Linked DNA regions of Homo sapiens: region 2 is linked to region 1. A link is an interaction called in ENCODE POLR2A ChIA-PET data of the cell type or tissue named here. Cell type or tissue: OCI-LY7. All regions are shown on one strand.

Region 1 (5,000 bases):
AAGCCCCCAGGAGAGCCACAGCCTCCAGCCTCAAAGCTCTCAAACCTGGACTTGTGGCATTCTGCCGGGGGCATTGGAAGAGGACTATTTGACAACAGTTAAACCCCAGGCGATGGGATGATTTTGCTTCCTGAAAGAAAAGTGAATCTAGGACAGCTACTTTTTAACTCCTATGTTCTTCCCCCAGGGTCTGTTCCTTCCCTTTCTCAGTACATCATGCTTTATCTAACTAGATAGAATCTAATCTTTGTGCTTCTCCTCCTTTCTAGGTAACTTCAGGGCAGGGCCCAGCTCTGTGCCACCATCCAGAGCCTTGTGCTGTAAGGGTTTCTTTGCTAGTGGGAAAGAAATGGAATTACTAAAGGTGAATTACAAAGCTAAAGAAATCTCAGGCCAGGCGCCGTGGCTCATGCCTGTAACCCCAGGACTTTGGGAGACTGAGGCGGGGGGATCACCTGATGTCAGGCGTTCAAGACCAACCTGGCCAAAATGGTGAAACCCCTAATACAAAAATTAGCTGGGTGTGGTGGCGGGTGCCTATAATCCCAGCTACTCAGGAGGCTGAGGCAGGAGAATTGTTTGAACCCTGGAGGCGGAGTTTGCAGTGAGCCGAGATCCCCACTGTACTCCAGCCTGGACGACACTACGAGATTCTCGCAGAAGAAAAAAGGAAAAAAAAAAAAAAAAGCTAAAGAAATCATCTCAGTGCTCTTGCCATGACAGTTAAGTCAAATATTAAAGCAGGAAAGGCCAGGAGCGATGGCTCATGCCTGTAATCCCAGCACTTTGGGAGGCTGAGGCAGGTGGATCACCTGAGGTCAGGAGTTTGAGACCAGCCTGACTAACATGGTGAAACCCTGTCTCTACTAAATACAAAAAATTAGCCAGGCATGGTGGCACATGCCTGTAAGCCCAGCTACTTGGGAGGCTAAGAGAATGGCTTGAACCTGGGAGATGGAGGTTGCAGTGAGCCGAGATTGTGCCATTGCACTCCAGCCTGGGCAACAAGAGCTAAACTACATCTCAAAAAATAAAAATTAAAAAAAATAAAGCAGGAGAAGTTTCCCTTACTGTGTGGCTTATGGTTGGAGGGGGTGTAATTAAAGATGTAGAGGTTGAGGGGGGCAGGTAACTTAAAAATTATTAGTGTCCTTTGCCTTTCCTCCTGGCCTGGCTGAGATGGGCAGAGGATGCTCTCTGGGGCCTCTGCCACCCAGTGTTTTTTCCTCCAGATTCTCACACCATACCCCAAATCACCGAAGAGGGAGGCCTGCAGTGAGCTGGACACTTCACAGGGTTATCTTGGCTGCCCCCAAAACAATCCGTAAGAAAGGAAGCACTGTGGCCATGGTACAGATGAAAGCCTGAGGCTCAGAGGCTCAACAGCAATAATAAGAGGCAGGCCGGGCACAGTGGCTCAGGCTTGTAATCCCAGCGCTTTGGGAGGCCGAGGCAGGAGGACTGCTTAAGTTCGGGAGTTTGAGATCAGTCTGGGCAACATGGGAAGACCCCATCTCTATTTTAAAAATAATAATAATAAACTAAGTGTAAAAAGAAGCTAATAAGAGGCAGGGATAAGCCTAGAATCAAGGCACTAAGATTCAAGATGGTTCCCCCTAAAGCCCTACCCCTGACAGACCTACTCAGAACGCAACAGTGAGAGTTAAGCAGTGTTTATTTCATCAGTCATTTGTCTCAGAAGAATAACATGCATTTTTAAGCTTTGACTTCTCCTTTAAAAAAAAAATTCTGTAGAGATGGGATCTTACTATGTTGCCCAGGTTGATCTCGAGAATCCCTGGCCTCAACGGATCCTCCTGTCTTGGCCTCCCAAAGTGCTGGGATTACAAGCATGGGACACCACACCCAGCCTTAGTCTTGACTTCTGTATCCCATCTTTGCTTCTGTTCAAACTCCTGACTCCACACGTGGCCCACAAATAGCAAAACCCCAGGGAGGACCCAGAGGCCCTATCACTCAAGATGTACCAGTCTAAAGAGGAGTTCCCTGGTCAGATCCTAAAGAGGCTTTTAGATTCAAAATCTAATGTCCTAGAAGACAAGTACAGTGTGTTACATGGTTCCGGTTAGGTTGTTTATGAGCTGGTGCATGTGATTCTGTGTGTGTACATTTACTCATAAAACAATGCCCTGGCATTTGGTCAACTTGATTTAGGAGTTTCACTTCTCAGATCATTCTATATTTAAATATTAGCAGAAGATGCAGAGAGAATGCAGCAAAAGCCACCATCAAGTCCACAGCAAGGGAGAAGAGCAAGTTAGGGACCTGATAATAAAGTAAAATAATAATAATCTATAAACCAAAATACTGACTTCACAGAAATTGAGATAGATCAAGCTGTGAGTTTAAGAAACTGAAAGAAGCAAAGGAGAGGCCAACTTCAAAGTCGGCTTATGCAGTGCCTTCACAGGCATTAATTGAAGCCTGGTCCTGCTGTTCTTTAATGCCCTCTTATTAATGTCTTAAGTAATCAACATCTCCAGTAATCCCTTCTGCAGCATTCAGAAATTCATCTTGTCATGGTGAAACTTTTAGTATGAGGCCTTATGCTCTTTAGAAACCCCCTTTACTTTTCAAAAGAGGGCCTATTATTCCAAATGGAAAAACTCTACTTAATATATTTCTAAAGAATATTTTCAGAAAATTTTTAATTATAAAATAATATAGGTTCATTGCAGATTTGGAAAACACAGAAAAGTGTTATTTTAAAACCTCACTCTAGGCTGGGCACAGTGGCTCACCCCTCTAATCCCAGCACTTTGGGAGGCTGAGGCTAGCGGATCACCTGAGGTTAGGAATTCGAGACTAGCCTGGCCAACATAGTGAAACCCCATCTCTACTGAATACAAAAATTAGCCAGACATAGTGGTGGATGCCGGTAATCACAGCTACTTGGGAGGCTGAGGCAAGAGAATCTCTTGAACCCAGGAAGCAAGGGTTGCAGTGAGCTGAGACCACGCTATTGCACTCTAGCCTGGGCAACAAGAACAAAGCTCCATCTCAAAAAATAAAACATAAAAATAAAATAAAACCTTACTCTATTTCTGCCAACAAGAGGCCAGGTGAGGTGGCTCACGCCTGTAATTCCAGCACTTTGGGAAGCTGAGGCAGGTGGATGCCTGAGGTCGGGAGTTCGAGACCAGCCTGGCCAACATGGTGAAACCCTGTCTCTACTAAAAATACAAAAATTAGCCGGGTGTGGTGGCGCATGCTTGTAATCCCAGCTACTCAGGAGACTGAAGCAAGAGAATTGCTTGAACCCGAGAGGCAGAGGTTGCAGTGAGCCGAGATTGTGCCACTGGGCACAGAGCAAGACTGTGTCTCCAAATAATAATAATACTAATTCTACCAATAAGAAATAACTATTGTTATATTTGGTTTATTTCCTTGCATATTTGTATTCTATAGAGATAGAAAAGGACAGAAAGATTGTGTGTGTGTGTGTGTGTGTGTGTGTGTGTGTGTGTGTGTGTGTGTGTGTGCAGGGTCTCACTTTGGTTCCCAGGCTGGAGTGCAATAGCATGATCTCACCTCACTGCAGCCTTGACCTCCCTGGTTCAAGTGATCTTCCTGCCTCAGCCCCCCATGTAGCTGGGACTACAGGCATGCACCACCACACCTGGCTAATCTTTATATTTTTCTTAGAGACAGGGTTTTGCCATGTTGCCCAGGCTGGTGCTGAACTCCTGAGCTCAAGCAATCCACCTGCCTCAGCCTCCCAAAGTGCTGGGATTACAGGCGTGAGCCACCGTGCCCAGCTGAAATTTTGTTTTTAAAACCAAAATTGAAATTCTACTGCTGTAGTTTGAATGAGAGTTCCCTCTAAATTTCATGTTGAAACTTAATCCCCACTGTGGTAGTTTTAAGAGGTGGGGCCTTTGGAGAAGTGATGATTAGTGGATTAATGGATTAGTACCTTACCAAAAGGCTGGAGGAAACTAGCTCAGTCCCTTTTTAGCCTTCCATCCCTTCCACCACGTGAGGACTCAACTTTCGCCCCCCTGGAGGATGCAGCAACAAGGCACCATCTTGGAATAGAGACTGAGTCCTCACCAGACGTTGAACCTGCTGATGCCTTGATCTTGGACTTCCAGCCTCCTCCAGAACTGTGAGAAATCAATTTTTTTTTTTTTTTTTTTTTTTGAGCAAGAGTCTTGCTCTGTCACCAGGCTGGTGTGCAGTGGTGCAATCTTGGCTCACTGCAACCTCCGCCTCCCGGGTTCAAGGGATTCCCCTGCCTCAGCTTCCCAAGTAGCTGGGATTACAAAGGCGTGCCACCATGCCCAGCTAATTTTTGTATTTTTTTAGTAGAGATGGGGTTTCACCATGTTGGCCAGGATAGTCTCGATCTCCTGACCTCGTGATCCGCCCGCCTCAGCCTCCCAAATTGCTGAGATTACAGGCATGAGCCACCATGCTCGGTGATAAATCAATTTCTATTCCTTATAAATTATCCAGTCTCAGGCATTCTGTTATAGCAGCATGAACGGACTGAGACACCTACTGTATGTACTCTTTTGCATCCTACTGGGTTTCTTGTAGTAGCATAGTTATGGAACAAATATTGTTTGAACATCTACTCTGTGATAAGAACTGTGCTTCGCACTGGGCATAGAACAGTGAAGAGAGGAGTCGTGGTCCCTCTCAGGGTGGATGTACAGTGTTATGGGGGAAGACAAATATGAAATAAATAATAACATACATAAATGTTTAATTATCATGAATGCTCTGAAAGGAAAGGATAAGATGCCAGCAAACATGCAACAAAGAAATTGCTGGTGGACATTTCCTGTTTGCCTCTCCAGCATCCATTCCCCTGCTTCCTGTAATTTTCAGTTTGGGTTTGGGGAGCCAACCCACACATAGACTCTTAACTTTAGGGGTGGCACATGATGCTCTCCTGGCCAATCAGAATATTGCTTTCCCACAGCAATAATGATTGGTTCTAAAATAAGCATATTCCCAGAGTCAAATAATTC
Region 2 (5,000 bases), 270 kb before region 1:
ACATACACAAATCAATGAAGTGATATATCACATTAACAGAACGAAGGATAAAAACCATATGATCATCTCAGTAGATGCAGGAAAAAAAAATTTGACAAAATTCAACATTCTTTCATGATTAAAACTCTCAATAAATTACGTATAGATGAAATGTACATCAACATAATAAAGGCCACATATATCAAGCCCACAGCTAATGTCATACTCAATAGTGAAAAGTTGAAAGCCTTTCCTCTAGGATTAGGAACAAGAAAAGGATATCTACCCTCACCACTTCTAGACACATGACTGGAAATCCTAGAGAAAGCAAGCAAGATAAAAGTCATCCTAATCAGCAAGAAAGAAGTAAAATTATCCCTGTTCACAGTTGAGGTGATTTTGTATATAGAAAATCTTAAAGACTCCAACAAAAAAATTCTTAGAACTAATCAGTAAGTCCAGAAAAGTTGTAAGGCAAAAAATCAACATACAAAATCGGTAGCATTTCTAGACTCTAAATAACTAGCTAACAGGAAAAAAAATAAGAAAATAATCCCCATTTACAATAGCATCAAAAAGAATAACATATTTAGAAATAAATTTAACTAGAAGGTGGAAGAGCTGTACATTGAAAACTATAAAACATTGATGAAAGAAATTGAGGACACAAATAAATGCAAAAATACCCCCCAGTGCTCATGGATTGAAATAATTAATATTGTTAAAATGTCCATATTGCTCAAAGTGATCAACAGATTCAGTGCCTTCTCTGTCAAAATTTCCACGGCATTTGTGATGGTTAATTTTATGTTCAACTTGACCAGACAAAGGGATACTCAGATAGCTGGCAAAACATTATTTCTAGACATGTCTGTGAGGGTATTTCCAGAACACATTAGCATTTGCATCAATAGACTGAGTAAAAACAATCACTCTAACCAATGTGGGCAGGCATCACCCAATTCAGTGAGTATATAGCTACCAATACTGTACTGTATACTTGAAATTTGGCAAGAGTGTAGATCCTGAGTCCTCACCACCAAAAAAAAGGTAACTATTTGAGGTGATGGATATGCTGATTAGCCTGATTGTGTTGATTATTCCACAATGTATATGTATATCTGACTATCACGAACACCTCAAATACATACAATAAAAAAAATAAATCTTACCAAACCAATATGAAAAAGACAAATACACATATAGAAAATTGGACAAAAATATAAACAGGAAATTCACAGAGAAGATGAATTGACTACCAGTAAACAATATTTTCAAGTCACCGATGACATTGGAGGAAAAAAAATCACTAGGGTATTGGTGATGATGTGGGGAAATGGGAATCATACACTGCCAATGAGTGTAAATTGTCCCAAACACTTAGTAGAGCAAGTCCTAGAAGTTGACATTGCTCCTGTCCTTTAGCTCAGCAATTTGTTTGTAGCTGTCTAACAGAAACTCATATGAATAAAGAAGCATATTCAAAAACGTTCATGCAATTTTTGTGATACCAAAACAGTAAAAGCAACCTTACTATCCACCAGTCAACAAACAACATCGCTTCAAAAATGGACTAATACAATAGTCATTAAGACCAAAAATATTCAGATCAGGATCTCAAAAAGTAGGGAGACCCTCCAAATAATTGGAGAAGGGAATACTGATTAAAGGTAAATTTAGGATCACCTGTGGTCCTAGCATATAATGAAATACTATAAAATAAATGAACTAAGTAGGATAAACAAGGAAAATCACAAAATGTAACTATAAGTAAAAAAAAAAGTTGGAAAAAGATATCCTGATGGTATACCATTTATGTCATTCAATATAATATATACTAAATTTATATATTAATAAAAGTATATAACCTTTAATTTATATAATATATACATAATATTTACTAATACATACAATATATGATAAATGTATAAAACCATACCTTGATGTGATATACATCAACTTGGAGAATGGAGCTTACAACTACAATCTAGACTGGGCATTTCACGAAGAAGGAACTTATTTACAGCTATTCCTTACACCTAGAAGACTGCCCAAAAAATAGTAGATGCTTAACATTTATCTTTGAATAAACCAGTGAATGAATGAATGGTTTCATCTGGGAGGAGAATGAGATGAATAGAACAGCGGTGGGGAAAAATTTAGGTGTATTTTTAACATTTTCTTTGTAGAATGGTTATGATTCATATAAAACAAAGTCATATTATCAATTAAGCCTAAGTGATGGGCTTTCTATTTTTTAATATTATATCATTTCAATTTAAAAATTTTAAACATGTCTGTAACAGTTTTTTCATATAGATAGAATTAGTGCCCCCTCCCCCTACCGAAGAATTCTTTAGAGAGCCCATTTTTTAATCTCATAGGAAAAACCTTTCAATGCACAAATCAAAGAACTGACCTAAATTTTAAGTGTTGTAGAATAAAACTTGAACTAAAAAGTTGAGGTATTGCTATACTTACTACCACAAGTAATAATCTTCTTTATTTAAAAATTGCATTATCACCTCCTTTGATAAATTTAAATCAATTTCTAGAAGTGATAGGTAATTACAAGGGAGAAAATAGGTATACTTCAAAGCAGAGTTAATTTAAATTGTCTGCCTTTTGTGTAATTACATTTATTCTCTATGGAAAAAGATCACAACACAAATATACTACAGGCTATACGCTACTGTAAGATCTAGATAATCAGAAGTCCAAATATAGTTCCTCTATGACTTTGCAGCAAGTTAGAGAAGCAAAACGTTAATTGTGATACCTCATGATAACTATTATCATGGAATTATTCAGAGGAGTATGTAAGCACATAGAAGAAAGCTCTCACAATCTGGAGCTGCAAGAAAGGCTTCCTGGAGGACATGACACATGAGCTAGACTTTGAAGGATAAGTGTTTGCCAAACAGGAAAGTTGATGGAATAAGGGATGGTAGGCAGTGAAGGATTTTTTCCAGACAAAGGTACAGTAGTTGTAAAGTTCCAGTCAAGTAAGAAATAATAGCATATTTGGAGAGCTACAAGTAGGACAATCGACTGTAGCCCGAATATGCATTTTGTAGCATGGTGGGAGAGAAGTCTAGAAACAGAGACAGATACAAGACTGTTGAGCACCTTACAATGCCATGATAAATGATTGCAGAGTCTTTCTCATATGTCATAAGGAATTATTAAAAACTTTTAAGCAATGAAGTGACATACTCAGAATAGGAATAACAGAGAGGATGTTTTGGAGTGGGGTCAAATTGGATGAAAGGAAAATAGGTAAGAGTCTATTAAGGTAAAGCTGGGCATGGTGACCCATCCCTGTAATCCCAGCATTTTGGGAGGCTGAGGCAGGTGGGTCAGTTGAGGCCAGGAGTTCAAGACCAGCCTGGCCAACATGGTGGAAATGATAAAGCTTCCCTAACCTACAACAGTGTCATAGAACTGGGGAAGGGAATATTAATTAAAGGCATATTTAGGACACATAATCTATAGTATTTATAAGCATAATGTTCTTTGTTTTCCTTCCAGTAATGTGGAATGAGTATAATTTTCTAGGGGAAAGATGTATAGCTGATTGTTAAGATGGTCATAGTTGTCTTCCTCTTTATACCTAGGTATCTTTGCAATGTGACTTTGCAGCTCCTTCCATGAGAATATGGAGTCTCTTTCCCCACCTCTCTAATCTAGGCTAATTTTGTGCCTTGCTTTGATCCAGGTCATGAGAAAAGCATTTATAAATGGGCTTAAACACCCAGGGGGATCAGGGGAAAAAAACATCAGAAATGGCAAAAATATTAAAATGAATTAATTAATTTTCTACAAAAATATCTAACAACACTGATATTAAACTGGCATATTTTGCTTGAAAAGTCCTTCTGCTTATGAAACCAACACATTAATGGCTATCATTTACAATTGAAAATGAGTTAAATTAATTTATAAACACAGTAATTTGATCTAAATAAAAAGTCATCATATGTAACTAAGCCTTCTACCACTACACATATTAAGTCATTGCCTTTGGGCACAGTTTCCACAAAATAATGACTGACTTTTGAAACTTTAGAAGATTTACATCTTCTTATTTTCTTATGGTCAGCTTTATTACTGGAGTTCCCATAGTGGATGACAAATGTAGCCAACATCCACAATTAAGCCAAATTAAAATTTCATCATCAACTTTTGTGAGAAAGAGAAAATTAGCACATAATTTTTTATTAAGCATGCACTATTATCACTTTAGCTTATTTCTGTGCCAAAGGTTTATTGTAAAATTAAAAAAAAAAACAATATCTTATGAGATAATAAAATTAATAATTAGCTATTGACTTGCAATGTACAACAAATGATAGAATCACCAGAGCAAGAATGTTTCGATAACTCTCAAAGCACTCTATGGAAAAATAGTTTAGTCCATATGCCACATACAGTTTATTTTCACCTAACCTGTAATTTCTGAAGTTTCCCACTGACTCCAGTCCCCGCCAACTGGCAATCTGGCAAGTTTTTTTGTCTGTTTGTTTTTTGAGATGGGGTCTCACCCTGTCATCCAGGCTGTAGTGCAGTGGCGTGATTATGGCTCACTGTACCCTTGACCTCCCAGGCTCAATCGATCCTCCCACCTCCGCCTCCCAAGTAGCTTGGACTACAGGCACATGCCACTACATCCAGCTAATTTCTGTAGTTTTTGTAGAGACAGAGTCTCACCATGTTGCCCAAGCCAGTCTCAAACATCTGGGCTCAAGTTATTCGCTTACGTCAGCCTCCCAAAGTGTTGGGATTACAGGAATGAGTCACTGCACTTGGCCTCTACAAATGTCGGAATCTCACAGGTCACAGTAAAAGTCAGGGCATAACTTGGTAACACAACAAAAACTAGCAAAGGCAACAGCCTCAAATATTTCTCCCACCACCATCTGAAGCTGGGAAGAGTTGGGTTTTCCTAACCCCTTATGTCTGAGTGTCCTTGATTTTATTCTTCCTGCTGTCTTTGAGGAAAGTGTCTTTTACCATCCATC

The links. ChIA-PET counts read pairs that join two places held together with the same protein. Peaks named below come from ENCODE experiments on the same cell type or tissue, not always from the same donor. Only the 100,000 strongest peaks of a DNase experiment are listed, where the experiment ranks them.
Region 2: POLR2A ChIA-PET joins it to region 1 with 5 read pairs; 2 of 35 experiments call an interaction of 5 or more read pairs at or near these places.

The regions. Positions count from the first base shown.
Region 1 is chr2:223,839,533-223,844,532 of GRCh38, forward strand. No RefSeq gene overlaps it. Among named protein-coding and RNA genes, the nearest start is that of AP1S3, 4.5 kb to the left of the region's middle. In OCI-LY7, no CTCF peak of the experiment used is centred here; a DNase peak (open chromatin) is centred at 2,129; H3K4me3 peaks cover 349 bases; H3K27ac peaks cover 824 bases.
Region 2 is chr2:223,572,314-223,577,313 of GRCh38, forward strand. No RefSeq gene overlaps it. Among named protein-coding and RNA genes, the nearest start is that of SCG2, 28 kb to the right of the region's middle. In OCI-LY7, no CTCF peak of the experiment used is centred here; no DNase peak of the experiment used is centred here.